Regions from separate parts of the Mus musculus genome. Here region 2 is linked to region 1. Evidence: chromatin loops called from intact Hi-C (ENCODE). Cell type or tissue: left cerebral cortex. All regions are shown on one strand. Links, peaks and the distances in the headings refer to the core of each region. The heading gives the core; the rest is flanking DNA. Region 1 holds the start of Zfp94 (zinc finger protein 94). Region 2 holds the start of Hnrnpul1 (heterogeneous nuclear ribonucleoprotein U-like 1).

Region 1 (11,547 bases), core at 1,553-9,552:
CACTCTACCGGTTAAGCTATGTCCCTAGTCCCATGTTTGTTTCTCTTTGGTACTCTGCCTACCTTTCTCCTAAGTGTTGGTTCTGCACTGCTGGGGACCAAAGCCAGTGCGCTGAACAATCGAGGCAAGTGTTCTGCCTAAGCTAATTGTCGGCCCCGTACTTCCATTCCTTAGCATCCGTATGGTAAATATTCTCCCGCTCTTTCTTCTCTAACTTTGTGTATAGCAGAGAGTCCCAACCTGGACGATGGCGTCATGGGCTTTTCTCGTCTGTGCCTGTTCACCCAATCATATGTAGTAGCAGTAATAGTAGTTAGTATTTTGCTATTGTTTTTTTAAGACAGGGTTTCTCTTTGACAGTCCTGGAACTCACTATGTAAACCAGGCTGGCCTTGAACTCACACACATCCACTTGCCTCTGCTTTCCAGGTGCTGGGATTAAAAATGCTCAGCATTTTTATTATTTTTTAAAATCTTTACTATTTTTCACTACCTGTATGTGTGTGTGGCTGTGTATCTATATGTGAGTGCTAGTGTCCTGAGAGGCCACAAGAGGGTGACAGCTTCCCTGGAGCTGGAGTGACAGGCTGGTCACTGATCAGGTAGGTTGAGCCACCTGATGTAGGTGTTGGGATCCAAACGTGGGTCCTCTGGAAGCGTAGTGGATGCTCTGAAGCATCAGCCATCTCCAGAGCCCTTGTTTTTATTGCTTCATTCATCCAATTATAAAGTGATAAAAATAATGAAAACAGGGGTGGTTAACATCTGGCACCCAAGAATTTCTCAAATGTGAACAATTCTCCTTAATACTTCCTAAGAAGCAAGGAGAGAAGTAGAACCTTTGAGCTGTGGTTCTCAACCTGTGGGACGCGAGCCCTCTGGGGGTTGAACAACCCTTTCACAGTGGTCACATACCAGATATCCTGTATACCAGACATTTACACTACAGTTCATAGCAGTGGCAAAATATTACTTATGAAGCAGTAATGGAAGTAACTTTATGGTTTGGGGTTACCACAACATTAGGAGCTGTATTAAAAGGAAGATTGAGAGCCACTGGCTCTGAAAAAAGAGATGAGAATTTAAGGCCAGTGAGATAGCTCAGGGGTGAAGGTGCTTGCCACAAAGCCTTGTAAACTGAGGGTGGAGGGGAGAGATTCACATGGTGTCCTCTGAGCTCCACATGCACGCCAGGCTGTGGCATAAGTGTGCCTCTAGACAGCCACATCCACTCAACAAGTGAGCCAGCAAACGGAAGAGAGACCAACAGCCCAACTCACCTTGACCTTGGTCATTGTCCTCCTGGGGGATGGCTGGGTCTTAAGAAGGCACAGTGAAAGAAGTGGAAAGAAAAAAACCATGAGAGCCCGGCCAGGGTATGAGCAGCGCAGTGGCTGCCTTCAGTAGATGGCCACTGTGTTCCTTCCTCAGGGAGGCTGACTCAAACACCATGCACCCCAGCAGCTGCCAGCACCTGGCCAAGAGCGACCTGCCCAGCTACACACACAACCGTTGTGCTTCCAGCAGTCACCCTTCTCTTGTCTCTGAATCTGCCTTTCACCCTGGGACAGTAGAAAATGGTGCTCACGTCAGCACTCTAAAAAGCAGGCTGCGTGGGTGGCCAGCTTCCAAAGACATAAGGTCTGCAAACCCGTCCAGCTAAGAGGAGAGCCATGAAAGACTACCCGTAGATACAGAGAAAACGGAATAAAGTCTCTGCCTCTGTGAGATGCAGGTAATCACATCATTATAATCAATGTAATTAGAATTAACAGACTACAGGAGTTATCACTGCTGGACAGAAACAAGAGCTTGGTAGGATGTCACACACCTGCAATTCTAGCATTCAGGAGCGACTGAAGCAGGAGGATTGCTTTCAGTTCAAGTTGGCCTGGATCACACAGTGAGACCCTATCTCAAAAGTCATTATAAGGGCTAGAAATGTGCTAGTGTTTGGCACACCGGGACCCGAGTAGCACATGCATGCTAGCACACTGCCCCACGAAGGTTCCTCACACATCCCTGCAAAGGAGAAGCTACTGTGTGGCCTCGGTCCCAACACCTAAGCTGCTGTGAGCATCCTTGGCTATAAAAAGGACAGAGATAGAACGTCGGTCCCAAGATTATGATGGGAAGCAAATGAGCATGCGCAGGCAACTCCCTCGGTGAGGTACCTGGTGTTTTAGGGCATTCTTACCAACAAAGATGGCAGCTGTTGCACCCACGCGCAGGTGAAAGCAGAGGCAGGTGGGGTTCCTGAACCCAGCCTCACCCCAGAGCCAACATCCCAAGCCTTGTCTCTCTGCTGCTTCTAAAGACAAAAAGAGATGGACAGGAGTCACAGAGAGAAGCGGGCACTGGTGAAAGGGGTGAGAGGCAGATATAGGAGCGGAGAAAGGTCAGAGTTAAAGGAAACACTTGGAGGAAACCTACACTGGGTACCGGGCCCCAGCACTCTGAGGAAACCTACACTGGGTACCGGGCCCCAGCACTCTGAGGAAACCTACACTGGGTACCAGGGCCCAGCACTCTGAGGAAACCTACACTGGGTACCAGGGCCCAGCACTCTTATCTGAAGGCATCAAGACAAGTCACTGTCCCAAACCAGCCATCACCTTGACTACAGACGGACAGACCATCACCCCCCTAAGATAGGAAGTTAGCTCTGATAAGAGAAGGGCCACCCTCTAACTAATCAGGCGTCCCCCTAGGCAATGCCAGCAATTAACTATGTATCAAGCCACTTTTATGGATCTGGGTCAAAAAAAGGACAGGGAGACCCAGCAAGGTTGCTGTGTTATGCACACATTTGCTCCAATGCTTCTCCTATTCATTATGTCTATTTAGAATGTGCACGCAGGACATGGGGGGGGGGGGAGGTCTCCTGCAGCAGGAGCTGGCTCCTCTCACCACGTCCATTCTGGGGGTGGAACACAGGCCATCAAGCCCAGCAGCAAGGACCCTACATCTCCCGCATCCTGCAGGCCCGCTCCCCTATTTAAACCTAAAGTTCTGGTCAGTACCACAGAGTCGGAGCGGGAGCTCACTGGACCCCTTCCTTTGTAAGTCCCAATGCAGCCACTGTAGTTCCATCACCTTTCTCTTAGCCATGTCTTGTCTCTGGTCGGATTAGGATAGGTGACCGAGCCAAAGCTACTAGGGTTCCCTAAGGACTCTGGCTCTAAAACTCTGATTACAATTCCAGGCGGTTCTGTGCCTTAGTGAGAATATATCCAAGAGTTATATGGATCTGGGCTGTACAAGTTCCAACCCAACCTTTAAACATTGACTTATCTACCCTGACTCAAGCTCTTCATTGTAGAGGGGGAAAAAAAAAACAGTTGTTTTTAAAAAGGTCTTAGACCTTGAAGAAATCACTGAAGGAAAAAGTGATTGCTTTTTGTTACCTATAAGAGTTGTTTTTCGCCGGGCAGTGGTAGCACACGCCTTTAATCCCAGCACTTGGGAGGCAGAGGCAGATGGATCTCAGAGTTAGAGGTTAGCCTGGTCTACAGAATGAGTTCCAGGACAGCCAGGGCTACACAGAGAAACCCTGTCTCAAAAACAAACAAACAGAACAAAACAAACAAACAAAACTGAGTTGTTTTTCTGAAGGAACTTTACAGCTTTTGTACGACTTTGGTCACAGGACAGTCCTGGCAACCCGGGAGCATCTTGCATTACTGAGTTTTGCAAACAGTGCACAGTAAGGACTGAGACCGCCGGGGTGAGGAGCCCCTTCAGGAAACACGGAGAGCAGATCCAGCAATTGGTGTGAGGAACTTATTTTACTCTAAAAGTAACTGTGTGTGACAGTCAATAAATAAATACGCCTCTGCGTGGCTGTCTGACGTTCAGTCGTCAGGGGCTGGACCTCCCTGCTGCCACCGGCGAGGCCTTATCTCGTCCTGGAGTGACCCTCTTTCTTTGATTGTCCCTCATGACCCTGACACCAAGACTTCATCATTAAAATAAGAAAAACATGCTAGACGTGGTGACATACATCTTTAATCCCATCATCGGGACTGACATGAAGGAGAGAAGAGTGACTCCCTGAGTTTGAAGCCAGCCTGGTCCACAGAGGGAATTCCAGGACAGCCAGGGCTACATGGGGAGACTCCACCTCAAAACAACAACAACAACAACAATGCCAGGCCACACTCACCAGGAGCCTTGCTGAAGGAGTCAGGACCTCACCTTCCACTCAGTCCTTGTTGAGAGATCAGGCTGTGGAAGGAGAGAAGCCATGAAATAGGAAGGCCATTCCTGACAAAGCAGTTGAACTGTCCCCTCCTGCCCACCAAGCTGGAGACAATCTTCTCCTTCCTAAAAGGTGTCCAGGGCTAACCATTATTGGTGGGGACAGAAAGAAGGTCCGGAGGGACCTCCTGCTGCCCCCAGTGAGAGGCTGGACAGCTGGAAAGATATTAGTACTCACAAGAAGAGATTATGATCTCCTGAAAAGAATGGTCCAAAGCTTTCGTGTCTGCTCTAACAGAGAAGACCCAAAAGCTAATGAGAGGGCCAAGTGTGGAGGCCCAGGCCTTTAACCCAGAATTCAGGAGGCAGAGGCTGGAGGATCTCTGTGGGTTTGAAGCCAGCCTGATTAACAGCAAATTTTAGGACAGCCAGGGTTACACGGAAAAACTATCTCAGGGGGAAATAAAAACAAAAGGTAAAGAGCCCACGTGATAATAGATCTCCAGGGAGAGGTACTTGTCACCAAGTGATGGCCTGAGTTCAGTCTCTAGGACTGACTCTTCCTGAGAGGTCTCCTCCATCCTGCACATGCTCAGTGTTGCATGTGAGTATGCACGCGTGTACACACACACAAATTGTCATTGTGAAAACAAATTATTAAAGAAAAGCAGGAGAACCTGAATTTGAATCCCAGCACTCATGTACAAAGCATTCAGAAGCATATATGTATCAACACATGCATGTAATGGTACACATATATGACCCATACAAAAAGTCTTAGAAAGAAAAAGCGAGAATAAAACAGACTTGTATTTTAAAAGGCTACGCCTTAACAGGAGGAAATACACTTGGCTTGATGCACCTAGATATGCTTGGTCAACAGACCACCACTTCCTCCTTCCTCCCCTGAATCTGTAATGGGGGTAGGGTTAGAGGTAAGGGGCTACACTTGATCAAACCATCTTTTTTTTCCTTTTTTGTTTTTTGGGTTTTTTTGGCTTTTTGTTTTGTTTTGTTTTTCAAGACAGGGTTTCTCTGTGCAGCCCTGGCTGTCCTGGAACTCACTCTGTAGACCAGGCTGGCCTCGAACTCAGAAATCCATCTGCCTCTGCCTCCCAAGTGCTGGGATTACAGGTGTGTGCCACCACTGCCCGGCTGATCAAACCATCTTGGGAGCATGCTGAGCAGGGAGCTGTGTTGTTTGGACCATCAGCTTTCAGGCTATGACTAGTTTTGAATTTTATGCGGCAACAGTCTTGATCTGAGTTACTCTATCTTGGATAAAAGTGCCAAGAAGAAATCCATGTCTTGTTTACACAGTCATAGCCAGGCGACTCAATTGTGCTATTAAAAGATATCGACTAGCCTTTAGTCCCAGCACTCAGGTAGATCTCTGTGAGTTCAAAGCCAGCCTGGTAACATAAAACATAAGCGCACCAACCATATCACGTTACTTCTTCACCAAGGGACCGGTATGTGGCAGGCACACTGCTCAGTAGCCTGGTCACATGCCAGGAGCCAAGTCCAGTTCCAATGATCCATCCTGTGATAATAAACTCACGAGTGTGTATAACTGTGTGCCAGGTGACTCGTGGTCTGAAATTTATCATTAGCTATGTTAAGCTTGGAATAAAAGAACCTGTGATTAATGGCCAACCACCAGGAGAAATCGAGATTCCTTGGCAAATTGCAGCCAACGAAACTGACACAGCTTATGACTTTCTTGTCGTTCAGCAAAATCTGACATCGTGGAAAGCCATAGACGTGTCCGTTTATCCTTCTACATGACAGGCTCTCGACAAATCTCCACCCATCCCGATTCTCTGCAGTGTAGGTGTGAGTCCTAGAACCTTCAGGGCAGGGTGACACTAGCTACATCAATGCCTCAAACAACACTATCAACATGGCCCTCGCACCCCAATTCCAGACAGCAGTGAAGGAAGGTGTGAGGGCTCACACCTGTCATCGCAACACACCGGATGCTGAGGCAGGAGGCTGACTGAGCCACGCGCTGAGACCCTATCAGTGCGATGATATCTGTGGGATGGAGGGAGGCTCATTGGGCGCCCTGCGCTTCCCTTTCGCCAGCCTGGAGCCGACTCCCCTACGGCCGCCCGCCGCCAACCCTGCAAACCTCCAGATCCAGGCATCAGTCGAGGAAGGTGTGGGAGAGAGGAGACTCAAGGGAGGACAAGGGGAGCGGATGCTAACAGAAACCACCTGGGAAACACTTCCCAGAATGCTTCGCATCAGCCCGCACAACAGAAGCACGCGCAATGCTCCGAGAATTTGAACTACGCTTCCCAGAATGCTCGGCGTCCGCCGGCCTTCACAGACGCACGCGCAATGCGCAGAGACCCTGGACGACACTTCCCAGAAATCTCCGCGTCAGCTCTCCCGGGTGCCTGCGTGTTTGTGGAACAGTTGAACTACATTTCCGGTAGTGAATGCGGAGAGGCGGATCTTACACTCGTTTCTCCTAGTATATAGCCTCTCTGGAGTGTGTGTGTGTGCGCCACGCAGGTACTTCCCTAGCCCTCTGCGGAACTTTTTATTTAATCTGCGAGACACTGGTGCGCACTGTACAATCCATACTGAATTTACGATGGTCCTCCTGCCTCAGTCTTGCACACTCTCAAATGCTGGGCTAACGTGTGTGCCATGACACCATGCTGCCTCTGAACTTGACACGTCCCACGTGGAAAATTTTTCACCCTGGAAAATTAAGAGTCCTTACCTCATAGGCGGTAATTTGGCCCTACCGTTGTCCTTATATACCTGAGTATATAATATATACTTCTGTGTTTCTCAAAGAAACCAAAATTCTCTCTACACATCACAGCCACACAATCCACTTAACCTCCTGCTAGGCTGCTTCTTCAATGTAACCACAGGTACATTGATAATTCATACTCTCCTCCCTGCCCCTCCAGTTTTCTCCCCACTTCCTTCTATCTTCCACATCAATCTAGATCAATCCACAGGAGAAACAAGTTTTGGTTTGCTTGGTTTTTTTTGTTTGTTTGTTTGTTTGTTTTGTTTTGTTTTGTTTATTTTTCAGAGATTTATTTCTTTTTTTATTTATGTGAGTACAAATAAAGTACAATTAAAAAAAAAGCTAGCTTCAGACACACACTAGAAGAGGGCATCCGATCCCATTACAGATGGTTGTGAGCCACCATGTGGTTGCTGGGAATTGAACTCAGGACCTCTGGCAGTCAGTGCTCTTAACTGCTGAACCATCTCTCAGCCCTGTCTGTCTGTCTGTCTGTCTGTCTGTCTGTTTGTTTGTTTGTTTGTTTGTTTGTTTTTAATTATCCCAAAGGACCACTAGCAAAAGTTTTTTTCATCCAAACAAAATCTCGGCGTATGTGTGTGGCACAGCGGAGATGCTGTAACAGGTATACATAGTAGCAAGGAAAAAGACTAGTTTTTACATGATATGATTGTTGTGACAATTTTGGAGTTTTGGTTTCTTTGAAAAACAGAAATACTATAGGAATGTTTTGATTTTAGCCCCAGGTGAGGAATATGAGGCTGCTTCAGACGGTCCACAGCAGCTGGGATTTGCCTCCTGCTCTAGCAGAGGCGTGATTTTGCCAGCTGCAGGTGGTTTCTGTGCGTGTGTGATGTTTAGAATTCGGGGGACTTTTCAGAGAGGGGTGGGTGTAGGTTGGCTTTTGGTGGCTGTTCAGTGGGGTTGTTGGCAGTTTGTTAGCTGTTGGTCTTTGACTGCTGTTGGTCAAAGTTTGTTAAGTGGTCCTGTGCAAAGAAGAAACAGCAAGACGAATGGCAGAGATCAAAGTTGCCCCCAAGAAATGTGATGCCCTTAATCAGCAGGAAGTAGTCTATCAATAACATCACCCCCTTTCTGACCCCCCCCACCTTATTTAGGGATCACTTTCCTCTCCTTTTTCCTCTCTTATCTAGTGTTACAGGGTTGCAAGGGTGGAGAAGGCTGGAAGAAAGAACCCACAGAGTAGTAGCAAAAGACAGCCGGGGTGCCCCCACAGGCTCATCAGGGAAACTCAGAGTTTTCTGGCAGGACCAGTTCCTGGCTTTAAAGCAGAACCCAATAAGAGCAGCACCTGTTATTTTCATGTGGCCACTTCAGGGGAGCCCCAGGATTGCAATTTTGAGGGAGTGACTTTTAGGCATAACTATCCCTTCCAGACACGTACCCAACAGCAGCACCTAAAGCGCCAATCTTCATCCTCCTAGTTGGAGTCGGGGAGACTATGTTTGGATATTTTGAAAGATAAGCGGGCCCTGGCACTACAGATGTGCAGTTCTGCAGTCAATCCAGGCTTTCTTAAGGACTACTAATCCAGGTGATCCCTTAGCAAATGACATAGCCGAGCCTTGGAAGGAGCCACAAAGCCCAAGCCATAGAAACAGCGAGAGCAAGGACTAGGTTATATGCTATGAATAATATTTAACTTGATCAGACCATCAAGTGTACATCACTTTTGTTCTGCAAAACTTCTTCCTTTTGTTGTTTACATTGACACAGTCTTAGAAACATTACAGATTAAAAGCCCAGGAGCCTTCATCTTTGGTGATTACATGCACTTTAGCAAATCTGTCTTGTCCTGGTGCACTGCTGCAAAGCATGAGCAGAGAGGCTGGAAGTAGCATCCGGGTTCCTGTGAGATGCTGAGAGCAGTGACTCTGCTTGGACTCGTTTCCCCATCGTAGTTTAAGTGCAAGGCACTGAGAAGAAAGGAAGTAGGTTCGCTGCCAGGGCTATGCATGTTTTTACTTTATTTGAGGCGGGGAGGTAATTTTATCTGTTCTGTTGGCTCCTTCCTCCTTTCCCCCCTCCCTCCTCTTAGGAGATCTAATCGCAGTGATTAAACACAGCTAACCAGCTTGTTTAGACTATGTTCTGTAGGCAAGTCTAACTTTAGACACTGTAGATGGACAAGCCTGATTGACTTTTGTGCATGATGGCACACCGAAGTCCTGTCCACAACACAGGTTCTGCACGCAAAATTATTCAGATATTTTCTGTAGGGTTGGGAAATGTACATAGACACCTAATTCATATGCCTTGTAAGCTTCTAGAATACTTCCAAGGACATTTTAACAGAAAACCAAACAGAGCTGGAGAGATGGTTCAGCGGTTAAGAGCACTGACTGCTCTGCCAGAGGTCCTGAATTCAATTCCCAGCAACCACATGGTGGCTCACAACCATCTGTAATGGGATCCGATGCACTCTTCGAGTGTGTGTCTGAAGACAGCTGGAGTGTACTCATATAAATAAAAAAAATAAATCTCTAAATAATAAAATTTTTTAAAAAAACAAGCAAAACAAAACTTGTCCCTCCTGTGGATTGATCTAGATTGATGTGGAAGATCTAGAAGGAAGTGGGGAGAAAAAGTGGAGGGGCAGGGAGGAGGAGAGTATAAATTATCAATGTACCTGTGGTTTTGAAGAAGCCCAGCAGGAGGGCTAAAGTGGTTGGATTGTGTGGCTGTGATGTGTAGAGAGAATTTTGGTTTCTTTGAGAAACACAGAAGTATATATTATATACTCAGGTATATAAGGAAAAAGGTAGGTCCAAATTACCGCCTATGAGGTAAGGACTCTTAATTTTCCAGGGTAGAAAATTTGTGGTGAACTTGAAGAACTGAATTTTGACTGGAATGTTTACTGACTTCCTCATCTTCACAATGCACATCATCTAGTTTCAGCAGAAAGCCCGTTTCTCCAGTGTTTACCATGCAGGCTTGAGCCTTGGTTCACTCCCTGCTAACCTGCTGCCAGATTTGTGAGCAGAAAAGCGCCTCATGTGACAGGTGCCTCAATCCCACTTCCTCAAGAGACTCCATCTCCTCAGGATTCTTGTCTCCTAGAAGCACAAAGAGAATTCAGAGAGAGAGAGGTAGGGCGTGTGAATGCTCTGTTGGCTGATGTTGGAGCTATACAGTTAAGACCACACCCTAAGGCTTCACTGAACCAGAGAATGAATGGCTCCCTTCCTTTAACACTGAGTATCCTGTCATCTCACTGACAAACCCAGAAGCCAAGCTCAGCGCTGCAAGCTCCCATACTTACATTAATGAGAGCAGTTTTGAGTTCTTCTACAAAGCATCACAAGTGAGTGACACTGCAGTATGTATGTTCATCACACACAGAAATAAATGTTTATTTTTAAAATTAAAGTTGGAAAGAAAGAAAATATTGATCTATGGCCTACACACACACACACACACACACACACACACACACGCATGCACTCTCTCATACACCTGTGTATATATCCACAAGGAACCATCCAGATGTAGAGGAATAGTATGATATGTCGTGATAATCTTTTTGTACACCATGTGAAGCTGTGTCTTGGTGTTCCTCGCCTGTCTAAGACATCTGCTAACTGGTTTAATATCTAATGGCCAATAGCTAGTCAGGAGAGGATAGGCAGGACTTCTGGGCAGAGATGGGAATTCTGGGAAAGAGTCAGGTAGCGGGGGGGGGGGGGATTCACCAGTCAGACCCAGAAGATGTCAAATGTACAATACTGAAGAGAGGTATCAAGCCACATGGCTGCATTTAGATAAATATAAGTAGGTTAATTTCAGTTACACGAGCTAGTTGGGAACGAGTAAGCTAAGGCATAGAATTTCATAGTTAACATGTCTCCGTGTCATTACCTGGGAAGCTGGCAGGCCTAGGCAGTCCAGCGGTGATGATGTGACTAAGCTTCATGGGAGCCAGTGCATGTGGAGACTGCTGCCAAGAGTGGGGTGGACCAGAGTGCTACACAGCCCTGGCCAACCCCAGCCCCAAAGGCATGCACAGGTTAAGAAGCAAGATAGACCAGCCACTGCAGTGTTCTCACCTGTAGATTCCCTGCTCCAGCTCACCACTGTCAACATCCAAAACACGTCTTCTCTCTTGAGCCTGAGCAAACCATCTGGAGTCCCGGTCTGATGCCCTGTGAAGAATATATTTTAAATTAACACGCCCCAGAGACAAGCATTCCACTGTGTTCTCTTCATCAAATCTTGTCTTTCCCTAACTGATAATTTAATTCAGAGGAAGACAGACATCTTTTGAAAAGACCCAAAATATGCATAGACTTTGGTATACTTTGACAGACATCTATTTTCATTACCTCCTCTCCCTTGTCTCTCAAACTTCTCTTGGCAGTGTCGAAGACAGACATCTAGGCCAGTGTAATTTCTTTTTTTTTTTAATTTTTTTAAAACTATGTATTTTCCTCAATTACATTTCCAATGCTATCCCAAAAGTCCCCCATACCCTCCCCCCTACTTCCCTACCCACCCATTCCCATTATAATTTCTTTGATGTCTTACTACATTTTTATCTAGTGCACATG
Region 2 (11,547 bases), core at 1,655-9,654, 1.4 Mb after region 1:
GACAAAGGCCAGAAAAACTACCCAAGAGCGAGATGCAAGGTCTTACTTAGAAGAGAGCAAGCGTGGGAGCCTTCCTACCTGGGTGATATACTTGCTGCTGTGGCTCCATGTCTAGTGGTCTCCTATCATAGCTTGACTCATTTTCTTGCTTGATGACTGGTGTCTCGTAGAATTGGTTCTGTCTGGTAATATTGTCCATGACATCTTAAGATTTTAAAAAAGAAAAAAAAATCAGTTAGATGAATGCATTTGAAAGTACTTTTGTAACCAAGACATCGGCCTTCACTCAGATTGTCGGAAGTCCACCTTCAAATGGTAACCTATTTAGGTAGTAGGTGTCCCCAGCTTCCTAAGGCTATGTCCTCTGTGTCTCAAAAGTCTGCAAACAGATCCACAACTGAATACACTAAACTGACTGAGGAAGAAGTTCTACAGTTTAAAAGAGATAGTAGAGTCAAAGAAGTAAGTCTGGCTTGATTTCTGAGCAGTACATCCTTAGAGTAGCTTCTACTCTGGAGCTTAAACTTAAAGAAATGGAAGCTACTCTAAGGACGTACCAGGCACGTCACTGAGCTGTTAACACTAGTCTCTACTTTAAAGTATATTGCTTAGAGTTGACTTCAGGGCCCAGTCTTCAAAACCAGCTCTCTGAACAGTCCCATTCGTCTGTGACTTAAAACACTCCTGCCTGCCCCTGCTTTTTGATGTAGATTAAGTCTAGGGCCTCATGCATGCATCACTAGCACAGGCAACGCAGTATACAAAACCTCAGGATCATAATGGTGTCCAGGATTACTAAGAATAGGTCCCCAAATAGCTGGAGCTAGAACTGGTTAGGAAAAGTGTTCTATCAGATCAGGAAGTGATGAAGAGGGTTAACAGCAATAGTAACTACTTATGGAATGCATGTCATATACACATCAGACCTTGGGATGCACGTGAGTATTAACTTGCCCCACTAAAGCATCCAGTTTAGGAAGACAGACACTTACACTGTAAAATTATATATCACACTTTATGTGAAGCACCAAGAGATAAGAAAGATCCAGTAAGGAGCAGATAAGCCTCAACTCAAAGGATACATAGTCAAAGGCTCAGTGATGAGATCAGAGAATATTCCTGGGGAAGAATAATGTCTCATGTGAAAAGCCTAGAAGCAGAATTACAGTGGAAACAAAGAGAGAACGTTATGAACTTAGGACGGAGAGTATGTAGCTCTGCCCCTGGGGTAAGCATGCTGATGGGTACCTCCAGAGCCCTGCTAGAAGCTGTGCCAGAAGCAGCGAGGCAGAACCACAAGGAAAGAGACTATTGTGCCACTTGTTAACTGGATTCTTTCTCAGAGGACAAATACATCTGGGCACAAACCAGGTGCAGCCCAAAGGGAGGAAAGCAAGAAGTCATGTGGCTTGCTGTATATAGTATCTGTTTACCAAGAATGAAGGAAGTACTAGAGAAGGATACCTGAAAGAGGCGCTTAGATGATTTTGTTGGTGTTGGGGTGTGTGTGTGTGTGTGTGTGTGTGTGTGTGTGTGGAATGACGATGTCAAGGGACAGAGGATCTCCTTAACTGCAACACAAGGCCTCTTCACACTATTCTTCCTCCTCCAGTCTCAGGACAATGTCTTCCCCAGAAAACCTATGTTCTTTCACCTACTAGGGGATAGGCTGCCCTAGAGAGGATATGATGCTGGCTGGGGTCCTTTTCTACTCTCTACAACATTCCCCTAAAGACAGGCAACCTTGTATGAAGCCCTTGAAACACACGATCTCATGACTATCAACTCTAGGAGGACAGTCTTACCATTCCCATTTTACAAGGAGACCAGGCTCAGAGGGGCAATGATCTGCTGATTTCAAGAAGTCTACAGTTGGTTCTGAAGCATCCAACTCTCTTTCCCAGGACCCTTTTGCTAGAAGCAAGGTTAAGGGCAGCATCCTCTCGGCTCTTTCACAAGCCTTTCTTGCCAGGGTTTCTCAGCTCTGGATACATTCACAGGCCACTCCTCCCTTCTTAGCAGGGAATTGTCCATGGAAGACTTGCCAGCACAGGGTAATCCCTAACACTCTACATCTAGGGTGGCCCCTCTACAGGATCCAACTTCTTATGAACAATTGAGTAGCAATGCCAATCCCAAGACTCTTTTGAGGACTCATTTTTTCTCTCTTTTTACTGTTTAGTCCCAAACTCCACAGTGCCTTCTCAGAAAAACACTCTAAGTCTTGGACACCACTGTGTCTGGTTCCAAATTCCCTCTCATACCAGGGTCTCCTTTACTCAAAGGACTGCTCTTTGATGCCAATCCTAACTAGAGACACTTTGGGCAGATCAAGTTCCCCCATATTCCCTGAGCACCCCATCTCCCTGAGCATACAAGTAACTATTTCTGGGGACTCAGGAGCCCTCTCTTGGAAAGGAATACTCCCTCTGCTTCATCATGAGGCCCCCAGCCAAAGCAACAGGTTTTCTTTCTTTTTCATACCCTCCACACTTCCCTCCCCCACACCTGCTAGACTAGCCACATGATCCCTGGCACACACAAGGGTCCCACCAGAGTTACCAACTCATTCCCCACAACTCCTGTTTCAAAAACTACCCATAGTTAAGAATGCAAGGCCACTCAGCAGAAACCACAGAGTACTAACCTGAGTCCTTCCAATTCTAGGCCCTCTAGTTTCTTTGTCCATGAGAAGATTCTGTCCTTTCTTGTCACCATTTAGATCCCAAATCTCCTCTGGAAGCCAACTAGATAGCCTAGACCTCCCAGTACCAAACATACAAGTTGTACCTGCCCTCAAGGTTGACCCTGTAACCTCGAGGAAATGTAGGAGTTGGGGATAGGGGTTTCCAAATCTGCTGGTCTTTCATTACCTCCTAAAAGGCCACCTGGCACACACTGGAGAGTTCAGTCCATGTTTTGGGAGACTCTTCCCAGCCTTGGACACCCGTAGGTCCAAAGTGCCAGTCCACCCCCAGCACTAAGCAGATCTTATCCCATCCGTGAAGAAAATCAAAGATCTTCTACCCTTAAAATTCTCCCTGACCTGCACCCTAGGCCATTCTTCCGCTACCTGAAAATCCAGCTTTTGAGACTCAGCCCAAACGGTGGACTAGCATGGCTACCCCAAGCTGTCAGCTCACCGCTCGGCTAGAATCTCTCATTTTCCAAGACGCCGCCCCCCGACACCCCTTTCCCTAAAACGTCTAGTTCTTCCGACTTTTTCCAACTCAAAGCCACAAAACAGAACCCCAAAGCAGTTTCCAGTCTCCGAATCCCAGGATATAAAATCCTCCCCGCCCGCCCGCTAGGACCCTGGTCGCCTTAAAATAAAATCCATCCCCCTCCACACGGTTTTCCTTGCACCGAAGGCCAGGATCCGCCCTCAGGCTGCCCCGAGGCCCTGGCCGCAGATCCTTTACAACGGCAGGTGGCAGGATCCCTGGCTCCTCAGACCATCTCCTGGATCTCTGTGGAGTCGAGCTCCCGCGTCCCACAGCCCGTCCTCGGCCCGGACTCCAGGCTCCCCGGTCCCCCGCCCCGCGCACTCTCACAATGTCCGTCCGGCCCCGAGTAGCCGCCGGGCTCCGGGTGCGGCTGCAGCCCGGGCGGCGGTGGCTGCGCGGTCCCCTCCAGCTCGGAGCCCCCCTCGGTCTCGACCTCCTCGTTGTTGTGCCCAGGTAACCCCGGATCGTCGTCAGCCTCGAGCTCCCGTTCGTCTTCGGGCTCCTCGGCCTCTAGCGCCGCCAGCAGCCGCTCAGCAAGCTCGGCCTTCAGGCCGCGAGTGTCCAGGCCGCGGCGCTGCAGCTCCTCGCGAAGTTCGTTCACCTTCAGGCGACGCACATCCATGGCCCGGGCCCCCGGGGCGGCCCCCGAGCCTGGCCCGGCCTCCCAGGGCTCTGTCCCCCCTAAACCTTGCCTGTCAGGAGGCGAAGGGGGAAAAGGGGGGGCCACTCCAATGGCGGCGGCGGCTCAAGATGGCCGCCGCCGCCTCCTCCCCCTTGCCCGGACCGTACGATGTAAAACGAGTCTCAATTGGTCAGCGCATGGGGCAACGGGCGCGGGCCCGGGAACCAAGCCAATCACAGTGTGGCTTTCAAAAGAACGGTACTAGAGGGCTCAGGAGCTGCCTAAGAGGAAGCGTTAGCCTACGTTGAAGTCGCGGCCAGAGTGGAGGGCGGGAAAAGGCGAGAGGCGGAGCAAGCGCTGATTGGGTAGCGCTCGCGCGCCCGCTGCGGTACAGTCAAATGAAGGAAAGGGAGTAACGACTTGGAGCCATTAGCAGCCAGATCTCAGAACAACCGCCCAGTCTCTCCGCGCCGTGCTTCCCTCAGACTCTCTGTAAAACACATTCTAACTGGTCTTCATCTCACGCCCCCTCGCGGAGGCCAAGCGGGTAAAACCACCACAACCAATCAAATGCGGCGGGAAGAGGCCGGCCAACCCTCGTCTTTCCTGTTGCCTTTCGGGAACCGGAAGGAGATTAATTCACCGAGGCCCCGCCCCTTGCCGTTAGGGCGGTTTCAAAACAACCTGTTCGCCAATCGCAGTTACTGTTATATTTCACCACTGCCAGAGCTTGAGCGCTTTAGAAAAAGCGAACTAGATTGGCCATTCTTGAGAGGCTTGCCTCTCAAAGTTCTCCGTACAGCAGGGTATAATACGGAATGAAAATCAAGTGGATCTGTTACTCATCGTTTGTTAGAAACCCAGTTGCCTTTATGAGAAACAACAACAACAAAATTGGTCCTGGAGAGCGCTGAAGGGTTGAAAGCAGGGGCTAGGCTAACAACGGGAGAAAAGTTGTGTGGTAAATCGCACCCCTCCCTTTGATGCACAACCTCCCAGGGCGCTTTCTCTATGGTTGCTAGACAAGCCACTCTGCACGCAACCATAGAGCCTTCCCGCTCTGGGCATAGCTGCAGAAGTTCGCGGCTTTCCATCTCGAATCCATTAAACCGTTGTTGCTCAACCTCAATCTTGCTGTGTCTACTCTGACCAATTCGCACACGAGAATCCGTAATTACGACAGGTTGTGTTAATCCATACACCTGTCGCCCTTTGCTCAGAAGACAAAAACTTAGTGAAATAACACCGAGACGCACAACGCAAATGTGCACCGACATCTATAGCCTTAACTCCCAACAAAAGCCACAAACACTCTCTATTAGACACACGCAAACATCCCACAATAAATGAATAGGCGTGACAGGCCAAAAGCATCAATTCAGGATAAGACTTCAAACGGCAGTGTAGGTGTGGCACAAGCATGCAGCATCGTGCGACAAAGCTCAGCTAAGACAGTTCACGCTACAAGCTCACACCACAGCAACCTAGACACACAGCACCCACTCAGCAGCGGGACAGACACTCACGTGGGCCCGAGGTTCCAGTCCAGACACCCCGCCCCTCGCCCACGTCGGACTTCCTCTCTCCTCCCAGCTGACCACAATGATTTGTTTTTTGAAAGAAAAAAAAAAAAAAAAAACTTTGTGGCCCGGATTGAACTGTACCCAGTTCTCAGGAACCACCACCGGGGGGCGACCGGGCGCCGCATAGGGTTCTTGAAATGGTAGTAGTCACAGACTAGGAAAAAGTGAAGACTCGGATCTTTGTCCATCTGTGGTTCGAGGTGTTCTGGTCCATCTTTCCTCAACAATCTGAATGTTTGCCTATGTGAGAATCTTTTGTACTAGTCTGGGCATGTTAGTTTATTTTCTTCTTTATTAAGACAGTCTCATGTAGCCCAGGCTGGCCTGCATCTCTCTGTGAAATCAAGGTCAACCTTGAAGTCTTGATCTTTCTGCTTATACCTCTCAAGCGCCGGGATTATGTGCACCATGTTGGATTCTTGAGTGTGTGTAATGCTTGTTCTGTGTCTGTTACTAAAGGTTCTTCCTATTGCTGGTGAGTACCTGCCTGCTGATGTTTGCAGATTTACAAGTGTGGGTTTATATGTTTCTGTTACTGTGAGTGCATAACTGGGCCTTTGCATTTGTGGCTAGGTTTGCCTGAGCATGTGCACTAATTCACATGTCTGTTACTTTGGAATGTTTGTGTAAGACCCTGTCGGGGATCGCTCTCTCCCTCCATCCCTCTCTCTCTCTCTCTGTCTGGCTCGCTCTCTCTGTCTGGCTCTCTCTCTCTGTCTCTCTCTCTCTCTCTCTCTCTCTCTCTCTGACAGAGAGGGAGTATTCCTCAGGGCTTTCTGAGAGTCTGACTTTCCTTGGTTGTATATATTTGTCTATGTGCATGGTTCATGTCTACTCTCACTAATGAAAACATTCCCATGTGTCCCTCAAACTCTTCTTATTCTTTTTATTGAGGTCAGGGTCCCTCTAGGTAAGCCACGATGGCCTGCAACTAACTTTCCATCCTCTTGCCGCTCAGGTGTTGGGATTACAGGAGCCTTTCTTCTCACAGTGGGGAAACCGAATCTCTAGGGAGAGGGGACGTAGCACAGTTGAATGGACACAAGAGACAGAATAGTGACTGACAAAAGTTTTATGTGATCTGAGCCTCTCTGGAGGCACCAGAGTCCACACTTCAGAACAGGCATAGGGGACTGGCTCAAGGGGCAACATGGCCCCAAATGAGGGGAGATGACCCATCCCTTGGAGGAAAGCAGGCATTCCCAGTGCATCGCACAGGCTTAAGGTGGGGTGTACCCCACACAAGGAGAGGAGGAGCATAGGTGCTTAAGGAGGGAAAGGACTTAGGATGGCTACAAGCGCCCACCCTTGGAGTCGTACCTAATACTCTAGACTGTGGACCTTTAGAATCTCAGACACTCAAAACATTGGCTCCATAGTGCTTAGAGATTTAAGATCTTTAGACATATGTATTCTTGGGCATTTAATTATGTGCTAGAAAGGCAAAAAGCAGCATAGAACCTAGAGGTGTCCAGCATTAGAAGTGGTTAGAACTTTGGTGTCTCATTAGTCCTCGTTAACTGGAGCCTCTTGTGACTTAGATGCTGAGGACCCACAGCATCCTACAGGGCCTGAGACGAAGATCAGGCCAACATTAGAGTTTTAGAGTTTAATAATCTGGAATCCTGGGAGCAGATGACGTGGAAGCTTAGGAATCTAGAACCTTGGACTAAACTTTAGATTATCACCACATCATAGCTTAGAAACTCCATCTGGAGACTCTTAAAGCTTTGGAATTTCAGAGTCTAGAATCATATTTCCTTGAGATACAGGATTTTTATATAAAAGAATCTATGGTCATAAGGCTTCAGAATCTGTAGTTGACCATCACTGGGGTCTTAGAAATTAAAAAAAATAAAAGTTTGAAACATTATGATCTGGAGTATTCCAACATGAGCCCTAAACTGTTAAACTGGAGAAGCAGTATGCCTTAGAACCTTCATGCCTAGAATCTTTAGAATTTAAAAATCTACAATCTTCCACTGACAGGACCCCTGGCTCCAGAAAAATAAAGTCTAGAAGCCTTAGGTCCTGGAATCTCAGAGTCGTGCAACCTAAAACCATGGGAGCATTGCCACGAATTATAGAGCCAGAAAAATCTAGAGCCATAGAATCTCAGAGCCTTCGAGCAGTGGGCCTGTCTATAGCAACAGCGCTGCAGACCTAGAAACAAGCATCTCGGTCCAAAGACTCATCATCTTTGAGAACTTTGAACTCTAAACTCAAACCTTAAAATCTAGAACGCTGGGATGGAAGATGTGAGACGATCCCTTGAAACTGTTATGGATAGGGTGCATAAGGCATGGACTGCATCTGAGAAGGGAGGGAAGGCCATTCTGCATCTGGGGAGAAGGCCTGGAGTGACGGAGTGGGGGGGTGAGCTTTCCCCCAGTGGCAGTGCCTAGCTTGGGTCCTGAGAGGATGTCCCAGGTGGAAGATTGTCTCAGGCTCCGTCCTCCTGCCCTGGAGGTGCTGGGCAGCCTCTGTCAGCAGACAGAGTGGGTCCTGGGGCTGTAGAAGGACAAAGGACATAGCGTCCAGCTGAGTGGACGTCAGCTGCAGTGAGACAGCTACAGGAATCCTTAGGATCAGGTTGGGTTGGGGGGTCAGCTCCTCCAGCAGCCCCACGGGGTTCAAGGTGGCTTCCGCCCTCATCCATGTTGACATAGAGGATTTCATCTGGCTCCTGAGCAGGGGGCAGAGCCTTCAGTGTGTTCTCCAAGTCTTCCCGGAGCTCCGCAAAACTTGGCCGGTCTCGAGGGTTCAGTTCCCAGCACCGAGACATCAGGGCATACCTAATGAGGGAGAGCAAAGGGGGCAGACTGAGCAGGGGCTCAGAGGGTAGCATGCTAGAAGTTAAGGGGAGGATTTAGGGCATTCGGGTGAGAATGAGAACCTGGGAGCTAGAGAGAGCCTCAGCAACTTAGGGATGCCTACAGAGATTTGAGAATTGCAAAGTTTCTGAGGTGGGCCAGAAGCTCAGGAACTAGGAAGGATCATAGAAAACCTCTCTGAGTCCTGGGTGGTTTTTAATGGGAGTTTGCTAGGGCAGAGCTTCCCAGTGTGGCCACACAGAACAGACTCTTGTACCAAGGCCTGGCCTTGATGCTGTTTACCAAGCACATTGGGGAGGGGGCGAGGCACACCTATGGAATGAACTAGAAGTCATATGATTTTCCTATGTCCTTGCGTTCTTTGACACGCCACCGTTCAAAAGCTGAGGCTAAGTCCCCTCCTGAGTGTAGGGATTTGCTTCTAGCTTAGCAGAAGACATGGCGCACGTGTGACGTCTAAGACTAGGTCATAAAAGGCAGCGCAGCTACCTCTTGCACATTCTCTCGGATCATCTTGTAAGGAAGCTCAAGTCGCCCCATGAAGAGGTCTCATCTGTTTATTTGTTTATGTCATCATATAGCCCTGGCTGTCCTGGAACTCGCTCTGTAGATGAGCTTGATCTCAAACTCAAGAGATCTGCCTGCCTCTGCCTCTGCCTCTGCCTCTGCCTCTGCCTCTGCCTCTGCCTCTGCCTCTGCCTCTGCCTCTGCCTCTGCCTCCCGGATGCTGGGAATAAAGGTGGGTGCCATCATCCCCAGAATGAGCTTGCCACTTTGAAGTCAGCTTTCCAGCCTCAGCGTTCACATGCATCCCCAGCTGCTGCCTTGATAACCTTGTGACAGACCTGCAGCAGAACCACCCTACTGGGCTACTCTCAGGCTGATCTTCAGGCACCATGAAACAAAGGTTGGGTTTAAATGATTAGATTTTTGGAGTGTAGCAGCTCATACAGCAGCAAATAATATGCCCTCCCCGAAGACTTCAATTTTCTCATTGGCAAGAATGGGGCTAACCACGGTGCCTGTCTACTAACGGTGACTGTGGGATCAAATGAGTCAATACAAGTGGAACACTGTATCACTGCCTTCCAGGAAGTTCAGTAAAAGATTAGCTATTAATCTCATCCTCTTCGGCCCGAGGAGCGCCCAAAGGAAGCGTGGGGGATCTGAATCCCCCCACCTGACCCAAGCAACACCCTCTTCTTAACCTTAAAGTATGGGCTAAAAACCACGCCTTTCTCTACACTCTGTGATGCCGCAAAGGTTTCCTGCTAGCGACTCAGGGATCTAAGTCTGGAGAAGGTCAATGAAGCAGAGTGGGGGTTTCTGCACAGGACCCTGGGTGTTGAGGCACATGGGAGGTAAGGGACCATGGGAGGTAGGGGTCCCAAGGCCAGGGCTACCCAGGAAGGTTGTATGCAGTTGATCATCGCTTAAGAATACCTGGCTGAGGTGGGACGGGGTTGACCCAGCTTGCCTTCCACACAGCCAACAGAGAGGAAAAAGGTTCCTTTAGCAATCTCCCACCCCACTGGCATTCTCAGAGCACTGGTGAGGGGCAAATGGGTTTCTTAATATTCTGAGGGGTTCCATGCACATTGAGTCAGAACTTGAGATGTTGTTGGGGGCTCAGTGTGTGTAATTGAGGGTTGGATTAAATTCTGAGGTGGGGTTAAGGAGAGTTTTAAAGGTCCTCACAGGCCGTCCAGACAGTCCACAGGCTGTTTCAGCCGATTTCCTTGACGCAGGTAGTCGTAAATCTCACTGTTCTCCACCCCTGGATAGGGAGTTTGGCCTCGGGTGGCGATCTCCCACATTGTCACACCGAAGGACCACTGTCGGAGTAGAGGAAGCGGGGTGAGAGGATCTCTCCTACACAAGGACACCTCCAACATGAGTTAAGACAAGCACTCAACACTTACGTGGACATTTGTCGACAGCGGCATCTATGGGTGTATCACAGTATGCACAGGGAGATTTTGACACAGGTACACGTACACACACACCCACACACACACACCCAGTAACTGACTTTGTAGGATGCAGAGGTATGCACACCTGTGTACACATTTGCATGATGTCACATGTCACCCTTCATGCCCACATTGTTGTACACATCCTATGGCATACTTGGTCACCACTGCTTCCTGAGTACCCATGCTGTTACCACGCAACCATAAGCCTATTTATGTCCTAGCCCTGCTCACATATTATTCATATATTCTCCAAACATGTCCTGGCCTCACAGACAACTTTGCAAGGATGCCCACAGGTCCCTGTGAGCCCTTCAGCTTCTTAGGCCTTGTCGCCCATGCTGTCATGATTACTTGCTCCTGGCCAGGGCACACATACCACATCGCTCTTGCTGGTGTAGACCCGATCTGCCAGACTCTCAATAGCAATCCACTTGACTGGCATCTTGGCAATGCGCCCTTGGCGGTAGTAATCCCCGTTGTAGATCTTCTTGGAGAGCCCGAAGTCTGCCACACACACGGACATGTTCTCATTCAGCCTGCCCCGGTTGGGAAAAGCAGTAAGGTCAGGACATGGCTCATCTCCACCAGGAAGCCTGCTGGGTCCACCTCCTGCCTGACCCCAGAGTCCTGCTGAGGGTGGAGCTCTGACTCCGAAACCCTTACCCCAGTCCCAGAGGGAAATGCTTTGCTTCTAGTTCCTGCTACAGTGAGTCTGGACAAAAGGGCTTCCAAAAGCTTTCTCAGCTTTGGCTTTTTATCAATCTTGAGATCTTTTCGAAACTCCAGAGTCCCTGTTCTGTTTTCTTGGATTTAAAAAATGTTTATTGTTTCAATTATGTTTAGGTGTGTGCCTGCCTGTGGGTATGTGCATGCGAGTGTGGGTACCCATGGAGGTCCGAAGTGTAGACTCTCCTTGGGGCTGGAGTTACAGGAGGCCGATGCGAACCGATGTGAACCGATGCTGTGGGTTCTGGGACATGAACTTGGAAACAAACAAACAAACAGCCAGGAATGATGGTGTGTACCTATAATATCAGCCCTTGGGAGACAGAGAAAAAAGAGTCGGAGTTGAAGTTCATCTTTCACTATATAGTAAGTTCAGTGCCATCCTGGGCTAGGTGAGACCCTGTCTCAAAAAAAAAAAAAAAAAAAAAATCAAACTTTGGAGGCTGCAGAGATGGCTCAGTAGCTAATTGCACTCGTTCTTGCAGAGAACCCGGGCTTGATTCCCAGCACCCACACAGCAGCTCACAAGTGTCTTTAACCCTGGTGCCCTCTTTTGGCCTCCTTGGCACTGCTCACGCA

What was found. Peaks named below come from ENCODE experiments on the same cell type or tissue, not always from the same donor. Only the 100,000 strongest peaks of a DNase experiment are listed, where the experiment ranks them.
Region 2: it touches region 1 in a loop (3-fold over the local background); 3 of 42 quality-filtered maps call a loop at or near these places.

The regions. Positions count from the first base shown.
Region 1 is chr7:24,310,185-24,321,731 of GRCm38, forward strand. Zfp94 (zinc finger protein 94) reads right to left here and starts at 6,482. Exons shown (of 6, transcript NM_001199321.1): 1 at 6,335-6,482; 2 at 4,166-4,227; 3 at 2,198-2,311; 4 at 1,281-1,319. The coding sequence starts at 1,295. It also overlaps the pseudogene Gm44513. In left cerebral cortex, for the core only: no CTCF peak of the experiment used is centred there; DNase peaks (open chromatin) are centred at 6,097 and 6,540; H3K4me3 peaks cover 1,597 bases; H3K27ac peaks cover 988 bases.
Region 2 is chr7:25,750,787-25,762,333 of GRCm38, forward strand. Hnrnpul1 (heterogeneous nuclear ribonucleoprotein U-like 1) reads right to left here and starts at 3,973. Exons shown (of 15, transcript NM_144922.3): 1 at 3,555-3,973; 2 at 79-204. The coding sequence starts at 3,849. It overlaps Axl (AXL receptor tyrosine kinase), which reads right to left. Exons shown (of 20, transcript NM_009465.4): 18 at 10,619-10,778; 19 at 9,965-10,101; 20 at 5,714-8,227. The coding sequence ends at 7,876. In left cerebral cortex, for the core only: CTCF peaks have their summits at 3,790, 4,391 and 5,526 (motif pointing right); DNase peaks (open chromatin) are centred at 3,129, 3,552, 4,184, 4,429 and 2 more places; H3K4me3 peaks cover 3,464 bases; H3K27ac peaks cover 2,396 bases.